Linked DNA regions of Mus musculus: all the other regions are linked to region 3. The links are chromatin loops, found by intact Hi-C in ENCODE. Cell type or tissue: heart. All regions are shown on one strand.

Region 1 (8,000 bases), 130 kb before region 3:
TGTTTGTTTGTTTGTTTGTTTTTGGAGACAGGGTTTCTCTGTGTAGCACTGGCTGTCCTGGAACTCACTCTGTAGACCAGGCTGGCCTTGAACTCAGAAATCTGCCTGCCTCTGCCTCCCAAGTGCTGGGATTAAAGGCATGTACCACCACCACCCAAGCGAGATCCAATTTTCAAAGTAGAAACAAAACAAAATGAAGACACTCACATTTGCTACCTGTGCAACTTTTTTTTTTTTTTTTTTTTTTTTTGGTTTTTCGAGACAGGGTTTCTCTGTGTAGTCCTGGCTGTCCTGGAACTCACTTTGTAGACCAGGCTGGCCTGGAACTCTTTTCTTTTCTTTTTTTTTTTTTTTTTATGGTATGCTTCACAAATTTGCGTGTCATCCTTGCGTAGGGGCCATGCTAATCTTCTCTGTATCGTTCCAATTTTAGTATATGTGCTGCCAAAGCCAGCACTTGTGCAACTTTTAAAAATAAAAAATAAATATGAGGGCTAGCAAATAATAAACACGAGGCACTTTCCATGTCTGATGTCCTGAGTTCAGTCTTTGGGATTCATTTAGTGGAAGAACAGAAGCAACTATTCCCAAGTTGCCTTTAGATTTCCACGCACATGATAAATAGAATGATAGCAAATTAAAAATAGGGGCTTGAGAGATGGGTCTGTAGTTAAGAGTACTGGCAGCTCCTCCAGCACCCACAAGGTGGCTCACAGTGGTCTGTAACTTGAGTCCCAGTGAATCCAGTGCCCTCATTTGGCCACTGTGGGTACTGCACATTTAGGCCACACACATGATGCAGGCAAAAAAAAAAAAAAAAAAAAAAGAAAGAAAAAAAAGAAAAGAAAAAAGAAAAAAAACATATGCATAAAAATAACTAAAATGTTCAAAAGCTTTTAATTAAAAATAATTGGAAAAAAAAAGTCGGGCGTGGTGGCGCCCGACTTTAATCCCAGGCAGAGGCAGGCAGATTTCTGAGTTTGTGGCCAGCCTGGTCTACAAAGTGAGTTCCAGGACAGCCAGGGCTACACAGAGAAACACTGTCTGGAAAAACCAAAAAAAAAAAAAAAAAAAAGGAATAGTTGTTCGCCTAGTCCCTTACTGTTGGCATAGTTTACTCCTGTGCCTGTCTTTGCCCTGGCAGTTCAGATTTGGAGCTGACACTCCAGTGATCTCTCAGCAATACTCTCTTCCTTGATGCTGGCTGGGTTCTTACCTTGTCTTTTCTGCATCTATTTGCATTTCCGTAAGCCTGCTTCTGATACCTCTTCAACTATGTGGTAGCCTTTCCTTTATTTATTTTGTTTGTTTGTTTTTGAGACAGGGTTTCTCTGGGTAGCCCTGGCTGTCCTGGAACTCTGTGTGTAGCCCTGGCTCTGCTGGGATTAAAGGTGTGTGCCACCGCTGTCAGCCATGCCTTTTAAACTGCACGGTCATTGTGTAAACCACATATACGTAGATAGGTTGATTAGTTCATTGATTTCCCGTGTGCCGGGTGACAAGCGTGTTAATATGAGTAATTGGGATTGGAATAAAATCACCTTGGCTAGATTACCAAGGTGTAGGCGGCATACTTGTTGTTGAAACTGCTCCACCCTGTGAATTTATTGTTATGAGATAAATCGTGGAAAGATATGAACGTGTTCATCTATGTGTGCCATAGAACTCAGGACAAGGTACATATGGGCAAGAGGAGGATATTTGTACAACATTCAAGGACTTGTAGTAAGTACCGGTGCTGGCTGCTCAGCCCAGGAACCTCCTGACCACACAGTTTTGTGCTTCAGGGAAAATGCTTTGTTAGATGTGATGGCTAATGCCTGTGATCTCAGGACATGGGACTGTCCCGAGTTTGAACTGAACACGGGCTATACAGTGAATTTAGCAGTTAAGAGCACTTGTCCTTGCAGTGGACCAGAGTTTGATTCCCACACAGTGACCCACAAAGGTCTGTAGAGCTCCAGGTCTAGGGAATCCCACACCCTCTTCTCACCTCCTCAGGCAATGCATTTATACGATGCTCATATGAACATGCAGGCAGACACTAATACAAGACAAAGAGAAAATAAAAATGAAAAAAAGTCTTCCAATGTACAAAGTTATAAAGATCTTCCCTTGTTTTCCTCTAGACGTTTTATAGGATCATAGTATAACAGCTGCCTCAGACCTGAAACTCCATCACAGGGATAAAGCAGCAGGAGGAATAGAAATTCAAAACCCATCCCCCTCCTCCCGGTGAATTCCAGAGGCCGGCCTCTACAAGCCACTCTGTCTCAAAAACAAAACAAAAACAACAAATAAAAACAACGACAAAAGCCCCCGAGAGAGCCGGGCGTGGTGGTGCACGCCTTTAATCCCAGCACTCAGGAGGCAGAGGCAGGCGGATTTCTGAGTTCGAGGCCAGCCTGGTCTACAGAGTTCCAGGAGAGCCAGGGCTATACAGAGAAACCCTGTCTCGAAAAAAACAAAAAACAAACAAACAAACAAAAAAAGCCCCCAAGAGCCCCAAAGGGCCAACTATGTTGGGGTTGGGAGGGGGTAGAGTATATTTATTGACCACCTACTGTTTGTGAGGCCTTTGGATATAAACAAAACCTGACCAGCAGGAGCACACAGACAGAGGAGACAACGGAAGAAATAAGTACATAATTAATTATTGGATTAAGGAAAGGGATCGGGAGCTGTGGTGGAAGGGGAAGGGAGTCTCAGGTCTGTTTTTTTCCCAGCTTTTGCCTCCCTTACAGCGCCTTCCAGGTCAGGGGGCGCGTGCATGACATCATCGGTGGAGCTCGGCGGCTAGGTGGTTCTGGGGGCCCGAGAAGGCTGTGCAGATCTCTTAGAGAGGGTCATTACTGCAGCCAGCGACCTACGGACGCGTTCAATGAGCCACTGTACGATCAAACGGAGCCCCTTCCCTTTATTTGAAGCAGAGAGCGAAAGGAAAGAGGCAAATGAATAAATAAATAAATACATAACAAAAAGAGTTTCCTGAAGAACTACATCTCAGAGGGCTTCCGAAAGCGGGGATGCGGCTGCACTCTCTGTCCACACCCTGATCACGCGCTATTTTGCAAAGAGGTCACCCCGCTGGCTGGGAGCGCGCCCCACACCGGGACCCCAAGAAGCACCCGCTTTCTGAGCGCGAGCTTCGGGGAGCTGCACCTGCCGTGCACGGACGCCCCCTGGCGGGAGCCCCGGCAAGCACTAGCCGAGCGCAGGGGAGGGGGCGGGGGCGCCGCGCACGCGCACGGGTCGGCGGCGCGCGCCGAGCGGGGGGCGCCGCGCGGTGCAGCCACGATGGAAGGGGGTGCGTACGGAGCGGGCAAAGCCGGGGGCGCCTTCGACCCCTACACCCTGGTGAGGCAGCCACACACCATCCTGCGCGTCGTGTCTTGGGTAAGGACACAGCAAGGCGGGCTGGGGCGCGGGGCGCCGGACACCGACGCGACCTCACCTGGCCCGGGCGGCCCTGCTGACACAAGCGGATCACGGCCCCTGTCACCGAGGTCCTCAGTCCCATCGCCGAGACCTCCAGGCTGTCGCTGCTTTACACTTAGCGGCTAGGTTCTCGTGCGTCGGTGGGGACGGAGCCCAAGTTTAAGGCCGCTTATTGGGGGGCGCGGATCAGGGCGTGGATCTTTTTCTAGGGCGCACTGCTGCACCTGCCGCGCGCTTTCGGGGCGAGGACCTGGAACTAGATTTTGTTGCTCACTCTGTACGCTGCGGAGCTCTGAGTCTGGAGCCTGGATTTTTGGGTTCCGTCAAGACCCGCATCTGTTTTGCCGCGTGACCTTGGGCAGGGAACCACCCCAAAAAAGATACGAGGGATTCAGTTCGGATCTGGGTGGGGAGCGTCACCTCTTATGTCATGCCTCAGTTTCTCGATTTATAGGGGTGGGAGGAGCCAGGCCCCTTTGGGCTCTGACATTTTATGAATCCGCAACTCTCCGATCCCTAACAAACACCTGAGTGGATTCTAAATGTGGTCTGGAGAAAGGTTCCTTCCATGCAATAGAGAGCAGAGAAGTCTGTTTGTTCGCAATCTTTAGCCCACCTAGTCCGTGCAGGTCCCCCAGTGCTGAGTGGGGCTCAGCTCAAACCTGGGGGGTGGGGCAGAAACATCTTGAAGGAGTGGCTCAGGAGGCCTTGCACCCCAGGGTGAGGAGGCCTGTAGGCTCTGGGGTTGGCTGGCTTCATGGAGGGTCTTGCCCCTGTAGATCTGGGGGTCCATTCCTGTTGTGCTAAGACCAGAAGAGCCTGCATTGGTGACACGGGTCACGGACCCCTGGGGGCTAATAACCGAAGTCAGCTGTGACCCGGGCTTGCAGAGGTGCCCTCCTTTCCTCGTTTTCAGGGCCATTTCAGGATCTGATGCGTGGAATGGCTTGAGATTAATTCTGGTCTTACGGGGATCTTTTACGTTTCCTTCTTGTGGGGAGCCTTGTTTCTGTTACTCTTCATGGCCGTGCAGCCCAGCTATATCCGCGAGGGTTTGTGACACCGGATTTATTCATTCTTGGCCCTCCCCAGCTCTCAGATGCCCCTGCAGGCCCTAGGTAAAACGGGAACCCTGGAGGCACCTGCCTGCTCAGGTGCGCTGCTTCCTCTGACCTCTCTGGAGCCCCTGGCTGGGATGTTGGAAACACAAGCTTTGTGAGGGGGCGTGGGCGTTCCTTCTGCTTGGGTCATTTCTACCGGTGATGGCTTCATTTAGCAAAGCTTTATTGAGTCTGCCAGGCCCGGAGGGGAGGGAAGGGAGGGAGGGCAGCATGACTCAGGCTCAGGCTCGGTCCTGATGCTCAGGGAGCCCACAGTCCTACTAGAGAGGGAGCCAGGACCAGAGGTCTCCCTGCTGTGGCATGGATGTGCTTCGTGGAGGTGATGTCATGTTGGTTCTAGTGGGACACAGAGGACCTACACTTCACATCAGGGTCAAAGGAGGACATGCCCAGCAGGAGGGAGAAAAATGAACTAGATCTAGCACCCACTCATGGATCTTGGGAAAGGCAGGCAAGCCTTGGAATTCAAGTCTTCCTGTCACCAGAGGACTGGGCTTCTGATGCAGAGGAGATGGCAACTCCTGTAGTTTCCAGACTGGGAAGGTTGTAAAGGTGATGAAGCCCAGCCCCAAGCCCTTCCCGACCCGACCTTCAGGCCCTGCTCCCACACCTGGATCCCAGGTGCTCTATATTTTTAGCAATGGCATTTAGAGGGGAAAAAAAAATGTTTTTAAAATCTAGATTAAAAAAAAAAAAAAAAAGCTTTGGTCCTGGGGCAGTGGTGGTGCACACCTTTAATCCCAGCACTTGGAGACTGAGGCAGGTGGATACCTGAGATCAAGGCCAGCCTGGTCTACAGAGTGAGTTTTAGGACAGGCAGGGCTACACAAAGAAACTGAGTCTCAAAAAAGCCTCCCCCCCCACCCCCGGCCCCACAAGAAAGGCTTTGAGCAGTGGTGCATGCCTGTACTGTCTGTACTCAGGAGGTAGAGGAAGAAGGATCAGAGTTCAAGGCCAACCTAAGGTAGATAGCAAATTGCCAGCTTGGGCTACAGGAGACTGCCTGAAAGGAAGATAAAGAGTTTTGCACCCCTACCTGATTACTGAAGTATTACCTGCTCATTATTGGACAGCAATGTGGGATACATAATACCATTGAAGTACACACTTCAGGTGAAGAGGGGACTAGGGTTGTGGCCAGTGGTAGACCACCTGCCTAACAAGTGTAAGGCCCTGGTTCAGCTCCGGTAGGGTGGATTGGGGTGGGTTGGGTGGGGTTGGGTGGGGTGAGAAAGAATGAAATAGAAGAAATGGTAAATTTCATGATGTGCCGCGTTGTTTCTGTTCCATCTTTTTGAATAGTCTGTGCTGTATAGACATCTTCAACACATTCTGGAGCAGGCCCCCACGCCTTCTCTCTGCCCTCACGTTTTTGCATCTACTGTGGGGTCTGGTAGCCCCATACTTCCCCATGGAGCTAAGAGAGCCAGGGCCTGGGTCTGGGGTGACCGATTTGTTCAGGTTTGTTCGAACCTTCCTGGCTTTAGCATTGATAGAGCCAGATTCCCAGGCCCCCATCCCCTTCAGGCCCATTCAAGCTGGGACTACTGATACCACGGCGTGGTGTGTGCCAGCACGATGTACACATAGGCGTGTGGGTTTGTAGAACTTGTACCAGGATGATCGTTTGTTGTTGATTTTCCAAAAGGTGAGATGGCGGGGGCGTCACTCAACCTGGACCCTGTGAACCTTGGGTCCCTGGAGCCCACTGACCCCAATGGCACAGAAGCAGGGCTTCCCAGAACCCACTTGTCCCTTGACTCTTGGCTGTCATTCCTTCCCCCAGGCTGGGCAAGGCCAGACTGCACTTGATGAGGAAGGCAGAGCTGGGACTCCGTCCAGGGCAACTGCAAGCTATTGCCACCATCTGTTTTCTTATTCCCTTTTCCCCTCCCCAGTTCTGTTTTAAAAAGACAGGGTCGCCGGGCGTGGTGGCGCACGCCTTTAATCCCAGCACTTGGGAGGCAGAGGCAGGCGGATTTCTGAGTTCGAGGCCAGCTTGGTCTACAAAGTGAGTTCCAGGACAGCCAGGGCTACACAGAGAAACCCTGTCTTGAAAAACCAAAAAAAAAAAAAAAAAAAAAAAAAAAGACAGGGTCTTATTATATAGCCCAGGCTGGCCCCAAACTTGATACATAGCTGAGGATGACCTTGAACTGATTGTCCTGCCTCCGCCTCCCTCTGGTGCTGGGATTCTAGGCTGTGCTACCACACCTGGCTTTATTCAGTAACAGTGGTGGAACTCAGGACGTCACTCGTGCCAGGCAAGCCCACCATCAGCTACATCCTCAGCCTCCTTTAAATATTTTAAATTTTCATTTCATTTTTTAAAATGTGTATGTGTTTATGTGTGCATATTTGTGCAGGGGACAGAGGAGGAAGAGATCATTTAAACCCTTGGAACTGGAGTTAGAGGCATGAGCCTCCTAACCTGGGTGCTGGGAATTGAGTACCATTACCGGTCCTCTGGAAGAGCAGCAAGGGCTCTTACAGGAGTATCTCCAGCACCTTTTAACTTTTTGTTTTTGTTATTTTTTTGGTTTTTTTGAGACAGGGTTTCTCTGTGTAGACCAGGCTGGTCTGGAATTCAGAAATCCACCTGCCTCTGCTTCTTTTGTGCTGGAATTAAAGGTACACCCAGCTAATTGGTTTACTTTCTTTTTTTTTTCTCCTTTCTTTCTTTCTTTCTTTCTTTCTTTCTTTCTTTCTTTCTTTCTTTCTTTCTTTTTTTAAAAGATTCATGTAGGGGACTGGTGAGATGGCTCAGCGATTAAAAGCACCAATTGCTCTTCTAAAGGTCCTGAGTTCAAATCCCAGCAGCCACATGGTGGCTCACAACTATCTATAATAGGATCCGATGCCCTTTTCTGGTGTGTCTGAAGACAGCTACAGTGTACTTACTGATAATAAATAAATAAATCTTAAAAAAAACAAAGAGTGATGTATAGCCTAGGATGTCCTTGAATTTATGATCTTCTGGTCTCCCAAGTGCTAGGGTAATAGCTGACTTCATGTGGCAGCTAAAGCCAGCCGGAGGAGTTGGGATGGGTGAGCCAGTCCTCAGCCCCATGACTCAGAGGAACAAAGCTGAGCCTGGAGGGAGTAGAACAAAGGCCAGGGAGACTATGAGGAGAAGCCAGGAGGGGAAGGGAGAGGCTGATAACAGGGGAGTTGGAGAAGCCAGGCTTGGAAGCCAGACCTGAAAAACCTGCTTCCTGGTGGGAGAGAAAGCATGCAGGGTATAGAGCAAGCCTTGTGACAGCCTCCTTCAGCCTTGCTTGGCTGTGTGACAGAGCAAGATATTCTGCAAGCCTCAGTTTCCCCATTCATTAAGTAAGGGAAGGGCAGTGTCTTAGATTCTATATGTATAAGTGTTTTGCCTATGTGTACGTTATACACCACTTGTATGCCTGGTGTCTGTGGAACTCAGGATACAGCATC
Region 2 (8,000 bases), 280 kb before region 3:
GAGGGCCAGACTCCCTACCCCCACTCCCGGTTGGAAAACCACAGTAAATATCTTCAGTAAAAAGCAAGGTCCTGGGAACAAGGCAGATGCCCACAGTGCCTCCCTGGGCAGCACAACTCACACTGACCACCAGGTGGCGCTAAGTTCCCAAGTTCTGGCAGACCTACAGGCTCCACAGCTGGATAAGGCTGGAGCTGGAAATCACCAGAACTTGCCAGAATGCAGCGGTAACACAGAAGGTGGGTGGGTCCTCCCTGTCTCCTCTGGCCCTCTAGGTGTTTTCCTGTCAGTCACTAGTGGACTCTACACCTTCCAAGCTGCAGGTCAGCTCTTCCCCAAGGGAGAGAGGCCGTGAATAAAGCAATGTCGGAAGAAAACAGCAGAACTGGATTCACCCCCTCCCCACTATGCCCTCAGCACTTGCTAAAGGCAGGTTTATGTAGGAACTGCTCTTAGTCCTATTTCACAGGCGAGAGAGCTGAGGCACGGAGAGGCTGCAGAGCTTAGCCCATGCACTTTGAGCTCTCTGGCTCCCCAGGAGAGATAGCCTATTGACAGTCTCTTTTTGCAGGTGACTTGAGGTCCAGAGACTAAGTGTCTTTCTCTTTCCTCCTCCTCCGCTTTTTAAGTTTTATTTCGAGACAGGACTTCTCTGTGGAGCATTGGCTGTCTTTGAACTCACTCTGTAGACCAGGCTGGCCCTGAAAACACAGAGATCTGCCTTCTTCTGCCTCCCTGCACTGCTAGCCCTGAAAGATGGGACACTGTGAAGTACCAGAGTTATAGTCATCTCACCACACAGATGAAGGAACTCAGTCCCAGAGAGGGGAATCATTTATCCCTGGGTGGTGCAGAGGCGAGAGAGCGCGTGCCCGCGCATGTTCAGCAAGAAGGTGCAGTGCTCAAAGACTGCCAGAAGAGGGCATCGGATCCCCTAAAACTGGAGTTAGAAACATCTGTGTGCCCCCATGTGTGTACTGGGAACCAAAACTGCTCTGTAAGAGCAGCCAGTTGTTCTTTTGGCTGCGAGCCTCTCCTTTAACAGCTGAGCCATCTCTCTAGCACCCCCCCCTTTTTAACGTGGGGTGGGCACAACTACACACGTGTGAAAGTAAGACAACCACATTCACAGGTCAGTTTTCCCCTTCTGTTATTTGGGTCTTTGGGATTGAACTCAGTCAGGCCGGAAGGTGAATGAGTGTCTCTACCTGTCACAGAACCATGTCGCCAGCCCTGTGATGTTTCTTTCTGTCCCTAACCATCCCAGGAGCCTTGTGGCCCTCCTCACACAGCCGTCTGCCTTCCCTTTCCTGCTCCAAAGCCATCCTAGCCTTCTCTATAAACCTGCTCACAGCCCATGAGGGGCTGGGATATGTGTGATGGCCTCTTGCTTGTCAGTTTGACTACATCTAGAATGAACTAAACCCCAAGGGCTGTGAGGAATTTTTGTTTGTTTGTTTTTGTTTTTCGAGACAGGGTTTCTCTGTATAGCCCTTGCTGTCCTGGAACTCACTTTGTAGACCTTGAACTCAGAAATCCGCCTGCCTCTGCCTCCCGAGTGCTGGGATTATTTGGCTTATTTTGGATTTTTTAAAAAAACATTTATATGAGTACACTGTAGCTGTCTTCAGACACACAAGCCACTATGTGGTTGCTGGGAATTGAACTCAGGACCTCTGGAAGAGCAGCCGGTGCTCTTAATGGCTGAGCCATCTCTCCAGCCCCTCATTCTGGATCTTTTGAGGTCAGAAGATCTGGGCCACGCCCTCTGCTGGCAACCTATATAAATATGAGCAAAGACTGAAGCTTGCTCTCTGTGCCTGCTTGCCCTCACTCTCGCTGGCAGGTCTGTTCTTTCGCTGACATTAGAGCTGCCTCCTTCAGGCTTCCAGCATACACTGAAGTCCAGCTGAGACACCAGCTTCCAGGATTGATCAGCTGCCGGCACATTCTTGAACTTTCCACTGGTAGACAGCCATTTTGGGGCCACACAGCTGACCGTAGTGTGTAAACCATCTTAATTGTCCTTCTATCTGTCCACTCTATTCCGATCCTTTAGGGAACCTGACCGACAGGTATGGGATGTCAGATTCTTACTTGTAATTGTCCCTAGGACAAGCTGGGGCGGGACCAGAGGACAAGGTGGGAGGCCATTCCTCTCAGTAAACCCACTGAAAAGATTCCATTCGAGACCCAGGGTCTAGGTCTGGGTTATAAAAATTCATCTCTGATGCTGCTGCCACCTCCTTACCACTCCCACCCCCGCCCTCCACCCATACACTGAACCCTGGCCTCTGCTGCCTGCCCTGAGGGGCATCCTGTGGTTGCTTAGAAACCTTCTTTTCTGTTTCAGCCTTGGCCTCTTCCTCCTGGGCTGCTGGGCCACCTTCTCCCTCTACCTCTCTCTTCCACCTGGATGGCTAGGTCATTCCTCGATCTCACCTGTGTGTACCAAGGGTTTAGCACCGAGCCAGCTCTGTGTTGTGAGATGGTTCAAATCTAGTTCTATCATTCTATGCTGTGCTGCCTCCTACAAATTCTTCAACCTCTCTGAGCTTTGTTTTTCACTTGCAAAGGGATTGTAGTGAGAATCTGCACACCAATATGCACAAAACAAGCGAGCAAACAGTATGAGGTGGCTATCCAGTGAAGGTGACTGAGCACTCTAATGTATGCCTTTTAAAAATCTGTATATATACATGTATATGTACTTATTGTTGTTTTGGTTTGGTTTGTTTCCTGACAGGGCCTTACTATGTAGCCCTGGCTGTCCTGGAACTCACTCTGTAGACCAGGCTAGCCTCAAACTTTAGAGATCTGCCTGCCTCTGCCTCCCAAGTGCTGGGGTTAAAGACTTACTACCACTCCTGGCTATTTATTTTTTATTTTTAATTAAAAGAAAAGAAGTCAGCAGACTCCCTGTCCTCCTATTCTTTCCTCTACCCTGATGTGTCCAGAGGGATCACCGAAAAACAACCCGACCCATTTACACACATCACCACCTGCTCAAAAGCCACCTGTGAGCCAGGCACACGCCTGCCATCCCAGCACTCAGGAAGGAGAAGCAAGTGGATCTCTGTGAGTTCAAGGCCAGCATGGTCTACATAGATAATTCCAGGCTAGCCAGTAACATTGTGAGACCCCGTAGGAAAAGAGGAAGAGAGAGAGAGAGAGAGAGAGAGAGAGAGAGAGAGAGTGAGAGAGAGAGAGAGAGAGAGAGAAGCCACCAAGGACTCCCTGGTATCTGGGCATTCAGGTCCCACTCTTTACCAGTGCCTCTCAGGCCCTTCCTCTAGCTCTTCCCTGGGTCGTTTCTCCTTTAATTTAGTCTCCACTGCAATCCTGTGGGTCCGGGTCTCTCCCAGGACAACCAGGGTTTCCTTTCCAGCGCCTGAGCTCATGTTGTACACGAGTCGAACAAATACACTTTTGTTGCCCAAACAAAATGCCTGTGTGTTACTTTTGGTCTCTTTTCTGCAGTGCCTCTTGTCTAAGCATGCCTGCCACTCTCCAGCCTGGCTCTGAACAGCCTCCCGTTGCTGATCATTGGCAGGGACGTTGGACCCACCTCAGGTGCCTGCTGGTGCCTCATCTCAGGGGGCGCCTTGAATATCATGTGTCCAGAGTCTAGCTTGGCTATCGTTCCAAGGTCATTCACACCCCTCAGTTCCTAAGAGGGGCATTGAGTGGATTTGCTAATGGCAGCCTTGCTTGCCCAGGGCCTACTCCATTTCCTAGGCTTCCCATGGTTCCTCGGAATTGCAGGCTGTCCTCCAGGCCACATCACAGAGCTAGGGGAGATCCTACCATCAGAGAGAGTCATGGGAGACAGGGAGGAAGACAGGTGTGAGCATGCCTCTATAAGGCCCCACCAAGTCTTTCCAGCTCCAACAACTGGGCGCCTGGCCCCCGATGACGCCCTTTTACCCGTCTCTGATGCTAGTTAGTTTACGCTGAACCGACTCCGGCCTCCAGGGAAGTCAATTTATGCGCTAACTCATTCCTCAAACATCTGCACCTCCTGCGCTGTACCAGCTCACTGAGGTGCGCTGGGAAGATACTGAGGATGCTGAGGATATTATGATGAGAGACCGAAAAAAAAGTCTCAAGACAACGTCACTCGCACTGATTTCACACCAGGGCCGTTGGTCGGTCTGAGAGCACCCACTGGCTGAGATCTTCTCCACTGAGCTGGGTGCCCCTTCTGCAAAGTGGAACAGGGCTGGTCGTGCCCAGGGCCTGCCAGTGCTGCACCTGAGGCAGCAGGGGGAGCCACCGGTAAGGACTCCCGTGCCCCAAGGAGCCTCTTCTGAGAAGGAAATATTATTTAACCTACATTGTGTGGGCGGGAAAACACGGGGTCCTTGGAGCCTAGCCAGCCCCTGTCTTCAGGCTGTTTGGCTTTGTTTGTTTTTTTGGCCTCTTTTTTTTTTTTTCCTCTTTCTTTGGGCTAATTGTTCTCATTAAATCTTTTTGTCCTGTTTTGTTTTTTACGGGCTGACAATGCTGCCCAGCGCTCAGCGCAGCTTCCTGTGTTTCTGCCCAGTGCAGACCTCGTTTCCTGTTGTGAGCAGTCGTCATGGCAACTGGAGCCCTCGGTGGGCTCCACGGGGGGCCGACAGGGGGGCAACAGGAGTGACATCACTCGGTGGGAAGGCAAGGGGCTGGGGTCCGTCAAAGAGGGCTGCTGGAGGCCGCCTGCGGGCAATTGCTGTGGGGTGACTCAGCCTCGAGACAGGGCAGAATGCCTCGCATTCTTTCGGGAGGTAAGCAAGGTCAGGCAGCTAGGCTGGGATCCTGTTTACCTGACCCTAGCCCCCCCCCCCCGGGGGACCCAGAGCCAGTGCCGTGCTCACTAGGACAGAACCCCCAGAGCTCAGACGCTGAGCCTGGAGTGGAGGAGGGGCGGGATCCAGACTCCCAGACCAGTCTGAGACCAGCTTCAGGTCACTGCTCCACCAGGTGACAGCTGTCACTCTGAACAAATCACCCGGCCTCCTGATTTCTGATGGAGGGATCCCATGAGAATGACTCCTTGGTCTCCAGTCAGCTGAGATGACTGGGGCCCAGGAAAGCAGGAGTCACAGAGCTCCACACTTCTCACTGCCTGTCACTTGCTCTAAGGCTGGATGAGAATGAAAAGCTGGGGACCCCACTTGAATCCCTTGGTGAGCCCCAAGTACACAGCCTAGACAAAGGAATAGAGAAAGCTAGCCTTGAAAGGCAGGGCATGCACCCTGAAAATACCAGGGCTGGGGTGTGGACAGAGCTCACCTGCTCCATTCGCATGCTCCCTGTTTCTGTGACTCCCCTCGGCCACCAACATGAGAATGGAGTCTGGACGAGCCCTCTGAGCCCATGTATGGTTCCTGACCAACCTGAATCCCACAGCCCCGGGGACCACGTAGAACAGCTTCTAGATGGGGTGCCAGGCCCTACCTAGAGTCAGACTGCCCACATTCACCTTTGGCTAGCTTCAAAACAGATCAGTTGCCAATGGGAGGTCTCATGTTGCAGGAACCAGGACAGGGCCCCAGTTATCACGGATAAATGGAGACCACCTGGCTCAGTAGCCAGCCTTAAGAACATGCTTGCTAGTCAGTGCCTTTGTAGCTTCCCAAGCTACCAATTCACCTTCTATTGCACCACACAGGGTCCCATTCTTTAGTTCTGGCTGTCCTGGAACTCTGAAGACCAGGATGGCTTTGAACTCTGAGATCCTTCTGGGATTAAAGGCATGTTATCCGCCCCCCAGCCCCCCACCCCATGCTTGGAGAAGTTTACAACTTCCTGGGTTGCTATGAGATGAAGCATCTAGCACATAGTAGGCCCACACAGATGCCCACTGCCCTAGCATCACCTACCCAGCAGTGCTGGAGACCCTGACTCTGGGTGCCCATCCCAATTTATCCGTACAAATACAGTGAGAGGCAGCGCGGCCAGCTACCCCGCGGTTTTCCCATAAAGGGACCGGGTTTCCCTGGATAGGAAATATCCTGTTCTGGCTGGAGGGGGGAGGAAGAGGAGCGGGAAGGACACAGCCGCCTACATTCCTGGCATTCTTGGCAGCTGTCGTGTCCAGCTGCCTGGCTGTGACTGGGGGCACTGGCCCGGTGCCAGGCCAGCCTGGCCCCACAGAGCCGGATTCCTCTTTGGGTGCCCTTGGACTTGGGGGTAACAGGGGGATCCCTCTTGTTTTCAACCCTCCACTCAATTCAAAAAGCTGAAATCCAGTGCCAGAAGTTGGGATGTGTGTGTGGGGGGGTGGGTGAGGGTCTGAGGACAGCTGTTGAACAAGGAGGGACTTCTATTTCCAGTCCTTGCCCAACTAATGGTGGCCCTAGGAGGTGCAGCAGAGCAGCCAGGGCACAGTTGGAAAAGCAGAGGGACCTCCTTGACTCTCTGGCGGCCGAATGATGGGCTCTGAATGCCCATCACCGAACACTGTAAGATGGCTAAGACACTGTCATAGACTCCTAGAGGAGCCCCTCCCTAATCAAGGGCAGGAAGCCAGCCCTTCCCCACACAGGGCTGGCATCGTGCCTTACAGTGGTGTCCCTTTTTGATTTACTTATTCTGAGACAGCCTTGCTGGGCAGTACAGGCTGGCCTTGAACTCTTGGTCCTCCTGTCCTGGCTTCCTGAGTACCAGAATTACACACACGCACCCCACCCCGCCTGCCCAACTTTATCTAGTTACTGAGAGGGTCAGCTCTGGCCTGATACTCGGGGAGGAGGCTCTGGAATCAGCCCCCCGGGAGCACCTCAGGGGGTCCTGGGAGGAACTGGACTAAGATCACTAAGATCCGACAGTTAGCCAGGGCCAGCTGCCTGCAGCCTTCCGAAGAGTTGTGTTTGTTCTTTCCCATGTCCTCTGTCACCTGCCCCCATCTCAGCCCCGAGAAAGCAGTGTGGGAAGGAGTTGCTGCTGCTCCCTGGGATCTGCCTCGGGGGTACACTCTGCCAAAGCCTGAGGCTGTGCACAGGTGGCCCCAGGCACTCTCCATTCTGGGAGTGGAGAGAGGGACGCAGCAGGAGAGGCAGCTTGACATCAAGAATCAGTACCTAGACCCAGACTCCCCTGCCTGGAGACTTTTGATCCCTTTACTTTAGACTATCCTGTTTTCCTTCTCAACAGCTTATGGGGCTCTGGTGTGGGCCACATGGAGAAACCGGACTTCTCTGTGCCCAGCTAGGAAGGACCCAGGCTATCCCAACGACTGGATATCCCATTCCCACTTTACCATCATGCACCTGGGGCTCTGGGACTGATAGTCCTGCTCTACTGTCTGTGGTGCCAGGTTTCTGGATTTAAGTCTTTGGTTCTCTGGCTACCCGTCTACCTACACACACCCTTGAGAATATTCAGAAGACGGAGCCCCACTTTGTCACCTGTCCTGGCCTCAAGCCAGAGTGGCACATCTGCTCTCAATAACCACCCCCCATCTCCATTTTGTCTGTCCCAGAAAGTTCAGTCACTGTCAAAGCCATCCCTCCACCTTCCCCTGGTGCCTCTCGGCCGCCTGTCCTGTCTGTCTGGCCCTCTATCTGTCTGTCTGAGAGACAGTAGGAGGAAAAGCCTGGAGCCTCACCCTGCTGGATGCACGTGTCCAGTGCATTGTTCTCTCTCCTTGGGGAAATGTCAGTTGCAAAGCTTGGGAGTCACGGGGCGTGTGCTGGGAGTCCCTGAGGGCTGGGGATACACGTTTGGAAATGTATTTATAGAGGACAGGGTCAGAATAGAGTGAGGATGCTTGCTGGAATACATCATGATAAAAAAAATACAACAGAACTGGGCGTGGTGACGTGTATAACACTCGGGAGGCAGAGGCAGGGGCATTGTCTTATAGTCACTATAGTACGTTACAAAACCTTGTGACACTGTCGCACCTGTAGTCACAGCACTCTTCCAGAGAACGCACTTGGATTCAATTCCCAGCATCTACATGGGGCCTAACTCAAGTTCTGGGGGACCTGACACCCTCTCCTGGCCTCTGTCAG
Region 3 (8,000 bases):
GTACTCGTATACATAAATTTTTTTTTTTTTTTTTTTTTTTGGTTTTTCGAGACAGGGTTTCTCTGTGTAGCCCTGGCTGTCCTGGAACTCACTTTGTAGACCAGGCTGGCCTCGAACTCAGAAATCCGCCTGCCTCTGCCTTCCAAGTGCTGGGATTAAAGGCGTGCGCCACCACGCCCGGCTTTTTTTTTTTTTTTTTTTTTAAGCCTACTTGCCAATGAGGTTAATAGGTCTTCAATAGGTCACATCTCTCTCCTGGAATGCCTCTTGCCCACAACATCAGTGGTCCCCAGTCTGCAATGGCTTAGACTTGACACTTATGCTAAATATCACTTAGGAAGAAAGCCCTTTTGTTTTTGTTTTTGTTTTTCAAGACAGGATTTCTCTGTGTAGCCCTGGCTGTCCTGGAACTCACCTTGTAGATTAGGCTGGCCTTGAACTCACAGAGATCAGCCTGCCTCTGCCTCCTGGGTGTTGAGATTAAGGGTATGCATCACCACTGACCAGCAAAGCCTTTTCTCATAACAGTAACTTCTGGTTGTTAGGGTCCCAAAACCCAAAACAACCCAAGCAGACCCAAAAGAGTCCACACAAAGCAAGATCTATATTTGAATTAGGCAGCAAAAACTGACCAGTCAGGGACAGCAGCACAGACTCAGAAGCTGACTGCAACCCCAAATGTTCATCTTAGTAAACATATAAACAGAAAAATCACAAGGCCCATGCACATCTGTCCTAAGATACAGTTACAATTTTTCATCAATCAATCTTTTTTTTTTTCTCTCATGGTTATGTTTTGGGGAACAAAATAAGGATAAGGAGAAAGTTGGCTAGCCATCTGGAAAGCTCCCCTAGAGCCCAGGAAAATCATTTCATCTGATGATCAAAATGGAGTCTGAAAACAAAATGGTAGCCCTTAAGGGTTATAAGTCTCATTTGATTGATCCCAACATGGCTTGCCTGGAAGCCTGTCTTTCTGAAAACTGAGCATGCTCCCCAGGACCCGAGCCTTTTGGAAGGTCACAAGAGACATAGCCAGGTCCTCTTCTACTCAACTGTCCATCAGCCAATTGAATAGCCACTAATCACCATCCTTGACCAACCTTTCTCCTCACTCTCTCCTCCTTTCTCAGTACTGAGGAGTGAGCCAGGGCCTCATACATGGTAAGCAGGTCATCTACCACTGAGCCACACCCTTGGCCTTCTTTAAAAAAAAAATTAGTGCAATTGAATTAGTTGGTTATTTTATTTTATTTTAGAAAGGGACTCAGCATGTAACTCTGTCTGACCTGGAATTCAGAGTTGGTTCTACCTCCCTCATGCTGGGATTAAGGGCATGTACCACCATGCTTTGCTATTTTGGGACAGGGTCTCACCATGTCCAGCCCTGGCTGGTCTGGAACTCACAGAGATCCCCCTGTCTCTGCCTCTTGAGTGCTGGGATTAGTCGGGCATGTGCAGCACCAATGCCTGACTCACTTCTTTATTTTTGGGACAAGAGTCTATTTATGTATTGTAGGCTGGCCCTAAAGTTGTGATCCTCCTGCCTCAGGTTCCTGAGTGGCTGGGATTGCAGGCTGTCCCACCAGGCCCAGGTCCCCTGCATCTCCTGACCAGTCCATCTGTGGACTGTCCATCTGTGGACCAGCACAGTGTCCCTCTGTGCTGGTTTGTTCTGTGTCAAACGTAACACAAGCTAGAGTCATTAGAGAGAAGGAAACCTCAATTGAGAAAATACCTTCAGAAATCAGGCTGTAGGCAAGCCTGCCGGGAATTTTCTTAGTGATTGTATGGGAGCATCCTTAGGCTGGTGGTCTTGAATTCTATAAGAAAGCAGGCCTAGCAAGCCATGTGGAGCAAGCCAGCACTCCTTCATGGAATGTAGATCAGTTCTGGCCTCCAGGTTCCTGCCTTGTTTGAGTTCCTGTCCTTCAATAATGGACTACACCATATGGAAGCCCAATAAACCTTCTTCTCTCCAACTTGCCGTTGATAATGGCTTTCATCATTACAGCAACCCTGCAACATAGTAACCCTGACTAAGGCGCTTTCTATTAATAGAACTTTAGGCTCAACATCAGTTGGCAGGTTTGGGAAGAATGAACGCCACCTCCCTCCATCCCCCAGCTGGGTTGATAAAGACGCCGGTACTGAAGTGGGCAACTGGACTCTGTGACATTTTTAAAAGGTTGTGGATTCTTTGTGCTTGGGGCAACCCCCTCAAAAAAGTTCTTACCCTAGCGTAGTTGGGCACATCACCCTCACGACAGGACAGTGTGACCTTTTGGTCTGACACCCACAGGTTCCACTTAACTTCCTTTACTCTGTCTTGGTTCAACTTATTGCTGCATCCAGTCTGGCTGCAGACTGTGAGACCCACCCTGAAAGCTGGGCATGGTGGCATACGCTTGGAACCTTAGCCATTGAGAGTCTGAAGCCGGAGAGTCATCTTGAGACCACCACCAGCTGGGCTACCTAGTGAGAAAGAAAGGAAGGAAGGAAAGAAAGAAAGAAGAGGGGGTACTGGGGAGATGGCTCACTGGTTAAGAGCACCAGCTGCTCTTCCGGAGGACCAGAGTTCAATTCCCCACCACCCACATAGCAATTCACAGCTGTCTATAACTCCAGTTCTAGGGTATTGCCTACTCTCATGCAAGCAACACCAACACATTAAAAATTAATAAATTTAAAAAGAAAGAGGGAGGGAGGAAGAGAAGGAAAATGAAGGAGGGCTGGAGCTAAGGCATCATTGTTAGAGCATTTGATTGGTATGCAGGAAATCTTGGGTTTGATCTTCCAGGCTGCTGGAACCAGGCATGATGGTTCACGCATGGAATCTGAGCAGTCGGAAGATGGAGGGGAAGGAACAGGAATTCAAGCTCATCCTCAGCCCCACGGCAAGTTTGAGGCCAGCCTGAGCCACCTGATTGGACCCAGTCTCCCTGAGAGCCTGGGTTCTTGATCTTGGCATTACTGTCATTCTGGGTCAAGCTCACTCTTGGTCATGGAGCCGTGACACAGGTGGCAAGTTATTAGTAGTATCCTAGCCTCTGACAGCTAGATGCCAGTGCAATACCCTCCCCAAAAGCATGACAACCAACTGTGTCCCTAGACACAGAATATCCCTTTCCACTTAGAGCTGGTGTGTGTGTGTGTGTGTGTGTGTGTGTGTGTGTGTGTGTGTGCTAAGATGCCCTAGAGCAGATGTTCCCAACCTGTGGGTCCGACCCCTTTGAAGCTGCTTTACGATCCTTTCACAGAGACAGTTTAAGACCATTAGAAAACACAGATGTTATAGAGTTAGGGAGGTTGAGAACCACTGCCCTAGAAGGAACTAGAAATATGGGCAAGAGAAGCAGATGCAGGAGAGCCCAGTTCAAGACCACTGCTGGCTACATACAGAGTGTATCATTGTCTCAAAACAAAACAAAAAGCAAGGTGTGTCGGTGCCTGCCGTTCATCCCAGCACCCAGAAGGCAGAGAGACCGGTCTGATCTCTAAGTTTCAGGCTAGTCAGGGCTACATAGGGAGACCCCCGCCTCAAAAAACAAACAAACAAACAAACCAAAACCAGAAAGGGGGAATGGGCTGCCAGGTGCTGCCCAGATGACCTTGAGTAGCTCTGAGGGAGCCTGGGCGCGCTGAATTGGGTGGACTGGTTACCAGTTTTCTGAGGTCAACGACAGAGCACACTAACCCAACTGGGTCCCTTCCAGCTGGGCTGCACTGCCCCCTGGTGGTCAGCGAGGCCTAAGGCACCCACCTGCCAGCTCTCTCCCCCTTCATTCTTCGTTGTGCTACAGAGGACTCAAAGCAGTTCATACAAACATCTATAGCCAGGGTGCCGATGAGGTAGTTGGATGAATGAACACATGCCCCGCCAAGCCGGACATCCTGAGTTTCATCCCTTGCATCCAGATGCTGGATGGAGAGAACTGACTCCTGTAGGCGCACATGCAGCACATGTATGCAATAAACAAACAAGCGTAATATAACACCTCAGTTATAGATATGGTTTTGTTTGGTTTGGTTTTTTTGAGACAGGGTTTCTCTATGTATCCCTGCCTGTCCTGGAACTTACTATGTAGACCAGGCTGGCCTTTTAACTCACAGAGATCTGCCTCCCTCTGCCTCTTTAGTGCTGAGATTAAAGGTGTGAGCCACCATTGCCTGGACCCATATTATGGTTTTATGAAAGCATTTATATGTATGAAAATTTAACTATATATTTTAAAAGATTTATGTGCATAGGTGTTTTGCAGGCATGTATATCTGTGTACCACATGTATGCAGTACCTATGGAGGCCAGAAGAGGGCGATGAATACTCTGGAACTGGAGTTGATTGTGCTGATGACCCCTTGTCCTCTTGCAGGGCAGTCAGTCAGTGCTTTTAACCACTGCACTATTTCTCTGCCCCTCTGAGTGTATTTTAGTTACATTCACTGCAGTGAACAATCTGCATTATTCATCTTTTGACAGATATCATTTTTTTCCTAAACGCAGCCTAGATTTTCAAAGACAAGGTGGATACTGACATAAAAAGACAAAAAACAAAACAAAACTGGGCATGGTGATGCACACCTCAAATCCCAGCACTCAGGGAGGCAGAGGCAGGCAGATCTCTGAGTTCAAGGCCAGCCTGGTCTACAGAGTGATGTTCAGGACAACCAGGGCTACACGGAGAAACCCTGTCTTGAAAACCAAGAAAGGGGGGTGGGCGAGGGGAGGGAAAGAGTCAGGCAGACGGACTGTGCATTGCTCTCTGAGGACCTGAATTTGGCTCTCAACACTAAATCCTGGGGATCAGATGTGACCTCAAAACCACATTCACTTATGTTTACACTATCTGTCCATACACATATAATTTTAAGATAATAAAGATACATCCTCCACCAAAAAAAAGAAAAATCACAGAACTCTATGAAAGTCAAACAAAATGAAGCCTAAGAAATAACGCAGAATGAAGAGGGAGGAAGAAAGGATTTGTCTGTTCTCCTTTTCCGTAGATAAGAAAGTATCAGAACTTTCTAGGAAGTGGCCAACCTTTGAACACACTCAGCAATGGAGGGTATCCATCTGTGTTCAGGTGTGAGCTCTTCTTGGTGTCACTGAGCTCTGGCATGAAGCACCCAGGGCTGCTCACTCTCCCTTGCATGCTACCATCTACTCCTCTGGGCTGGTCCCTAAAGAGACTGTATGCAGCACAGGCAAGCCTAGGGCAGCCACTCTCCTCCCAAGGAAGGAGGATTCCTGAGCATTTGGGGCCAGCTGGGGAAGGGCAGTCTAGGTTTCATAGCAAGGTCCCGGTTCAGAGAGTCAGAGAGAGAGAGAGAGAGAGAGAGAGAGAGAGAGAGAGAAAGGCATTTGTGTGGGCTCTCCATGCGTGCATAGTTAGAACAGCAAACCCCTTTTCTGCTGAACAAATACCTTAAAGAAACACACAAGCCCGCACTGTCAGAGGCAGGTGGGTCTCTGGGTTCAAGGCCAGCCTGGTCTACAGAACAAGTTTCAGGACAGCCAAGGCTACTGTACGAGACCTTGTCTCCAAACAAACAAACAAACAAACAAACCCTTGGAGGGAAGCAAGAGCGACAAGCTGCTTTTGGTGAACCAGGAGTCAACGGTGTCAGAGGCCAAGGCTGCCAGACCCTCTAGTGACTTTATGAACCTCGAACACTGTCTCAGATTATCCCTGTTGTTTTACCAATCTTTTTGCGTTATAAGTGGCAGTCTTGGGGCATCCCGGCATCTGGGTGTCCACTTTGTCCTTTGAGGAGGCAGCATGGTAAGGCCTCATCTATAAAATACGTACACAGTGCACAGATACCCAGTGCTCTCAGGAGCAGAGGGGATGGAGAGGGGATAAGAAAACCATCTGCCACTGACCGTGATGGAGTATAACTTTAAGCCCAGCATTTGGGAAGCAGAGGCAGGTAGAACTCTCTGTGAGTTCAAGGCCAGCCTGGTCTATAAAGCAAGTTCCAGGACAGCCCAGAGCTGTTATGCAGAGAAACCACAGGCTCGTCTTCCATCGGCTTGTCCCAACATGGCTGTGCAATAGGCAGCAGAGATTTACATGTCTCCCTCCTGCCTGCGGACCCTGCATCTAGCACATGGCTCTGGGACAGTGCTAACTGGGTCCTAGGCTGGCTTGCTCTCCAGAGCTTCACTGCTCTGGTTATAACCATTTCCTCCACCAGCCTGGGTTGTCCCCTGGGAGGGGTGGGGGAAGCAGGCTGGACTCAGTGCTCTCTCTTGTCACTCAGAAACAGTTTCCAAATTTATTTCCCACTGTTTTAGGTGGACTAGCATTTACAGAGGGGCTCGACTTTCTAAGACAACCTACTGGGCAAAGTAAAAGAACGTGTGGCACAAATCACACACTTCTGTCACCCGCTGGAGCAGGGGCTACCCTTCCAGGAAGGCGTACCTGACCGCTCTTTCAATCTCCTTGTCCCCTCTGTGCCACATAAAGCTCCCTCGTTCCAGCTTCTTCAAATTCCCTCCAAAAATGGGTTCTCTTGCCCCTCTCCACAGCAGGCCAAAACAAGTGGCCCCAAGCCAAGACCATCTGGGCACAGCACAAACGGCTGGCTTTTGTCCCCTTCTTCTTCCCGTCATCCTCCCTTTTACTTCTCAGTAGAATCTCCCAGGCCTCCAGGACTCGCCTTTCATTCTCCAGCCTCCAGGTTTCTGCCCTGGTTCTCGCTGTGCCAGCTAGCCACAGAGAGCTCCTAGTGCGGAGTACAGCATCAAGCTCAAGGGGCTTTGTGATCACATGCAGTTCTTCCTTGGAGACCGTGACCCTGGAGACCACGCCTCCCTTTGTGACTATGCCCTCTGTCTATCCTCTAGCCTCTCTGTCCAATTTTCTGATTGTCCCTTCCCAGTTCGCTTGTCTCTTCAGAGTTAGATTTTAGTGTCCCCAGCAACGCCCCCGGCCCCCTGTGGAGAATTCAGACCTGAGTTCAGAATCTACTTCCACCATTCAGCTTACTGCCAGTGCCGTAGTAGTTCCAGCATTGGGGTGGCTGAGGCAGGAAGTGCAGGAGTTTGAGGTTGGCGCTAGGGAGATGGTTCAGTTGGGAAGGTGTCTGACACACGGAGGACCTGAGTTTGGAACCTCGGTATCCATGTAAGATGCCCGTACAATAGGGCGCACTTGTGAGCCCCGTGCAGGGAGGCAGACAGAAGGATTCTGGGGGCTGGCTGGTTGGTCAGCTAATCAAGCTGAAAAGGGAAGATTCGGGTTCAGTGAGGAGCCCTGTCTCAAAATAGAGGACAGTTGAAGAAGACTTCTGATGTTGACCTCTAACCTCTCCACACACATGAACACATGTACATTTGTTTTTTGTTTGTGTGCTTGTTTGTTTCTAACAGACTTAATTCATTTATTTTTCTTGTATAAAAACCCTTTTGTGGTAGCCACAGCTCGAGCTGAACAGAGACTCTGGTGTGGGTTTTCACAAGATGATCAGTGAATTCCTGATAAGGAGACTTGGTGAACACAGAGGTCGGGGGTCAGGTAGGTCTTGGAGGTGGCATCAAAGGTGGCCTTGGCAGTGTTGCCCAGGGTGGCAGTGTAGTCTTTGACTGAAGTGTAGCAGTCGTCTATACTGGCCATCATCAGGAACTTCTTGGGTACAGGAGCAGAGACAACGCCAGTGCCTCTGGGAGCAGGGATGAGACGCACCAGCACAGAGTCACAGCGACATGTCGCCTTGCATGGAACAGTGTGGGGCTTGCCAATCTTGTTCCCCCAATAGCCTCTCCACACAGGGATGATGGAAACCTTGGCCAAGGTGATGGCTTCTCAGATGGCAGTGGCAACCTCCTTGGAGCACTTAACGCCAAGACCAACGTGACCATTGTAGTCCCCTATAGGGACGAAAGCCTTGAACCTGGTCCGCTGGCCAGCCCGAGTCTGCTTCTGCACTGGCATGATTTTCAGAACCTCATCCTTTAGGGATGCACTCAGGAAAAAGTCAATGATCTCAGT

What was found. Peaks named below come from ENCODE experiments on the same cell type or tissue, not always from the same donor. Only the 100,000 strongest peaks of a DNase experiment are listed, where the experiment ranks them.
Region 1: it touches region 3 in a loop (3-fold over the local background); 19 of 42 quality-filtered maps call a loop at or near these places.
Region 2: a loop joins it to region 3, with 3 times the contacts of the local background. A loop is called at or near these places in 14 of 42 quality-filtered maps.

Annotation. Positions count from the first base shown.
Region 1 is chr15:80,088,097-80,096,096 of GRCm38, forward strand. It overlaps Syngr1 (synaptogyrin 1), which reads left to right and starts at 3,238. Exons shown (of 4, transcript NM_207708.1): 1 at 3,238-3,396. The coding sequence starts at 3,298. It overlaps Gm24204 (a small nuclear RNA gene), which reads right to left and starts at 457; the gene lies at 351-457. It overlaps Gm31134 (predicted gene, 31134), which reads right to left and starts at 3,738. Exons shown (of 2, transcript NR_168675.1): 1 at 3,455-3,738; 2 at 2,637-2,915. In heart, CTCF peaks have their summits at 719 and 3,167 (motif pointing left); DNase peaks (open chromatin) are centred at 725, 3,195 and 6,354; H3K4me3 peaks cover 1,815 bases; H3K27ac peaks cover 1,038 bases; H3K27me3 peaks cover 3,787 bases.
Region 2 is chr15:79,946,071-79,954,070 of GRCm38, forward strand. It overlaps a transcript of Cbx7 not described here. Among named protein-coding and RNA genes, the nearest start is that of Cbx7, 17 kb to the left of the region's middle. RefSeq lists an enhancer at 3,867-6,395. In heart, CTCF peaks have their summits at 909 (motif pointing right), 1,786 (motif pointing left) and 4,266 (motif pointing right); DNase peaks (open chromatin) are centred at 151, 4,851, 6,031, 7,531 and 3 weaker places; H3K4me3 peaks cover 1,956 bases; H3K27ac peaks cover 4,292 bases.
Region 3 is chr15:80,221,689-80,229,688 of GRCm38, forward strand. Gm46521 (a long non-coding RNA gene) reads left to right here and starts at 3,913. Exons shown (of 2, transcript XR_001781722.2): 1 at 3,913-7,526. It also overlaps the pseudogene Gm8375. In heart, CTCF peaks have their summits at 3,738 (motif pointing left) and 4,304 (motif pointing right); a DNase peak (open chromatin) is centred at 3,723; H3K27ac peaks cover 287 bases.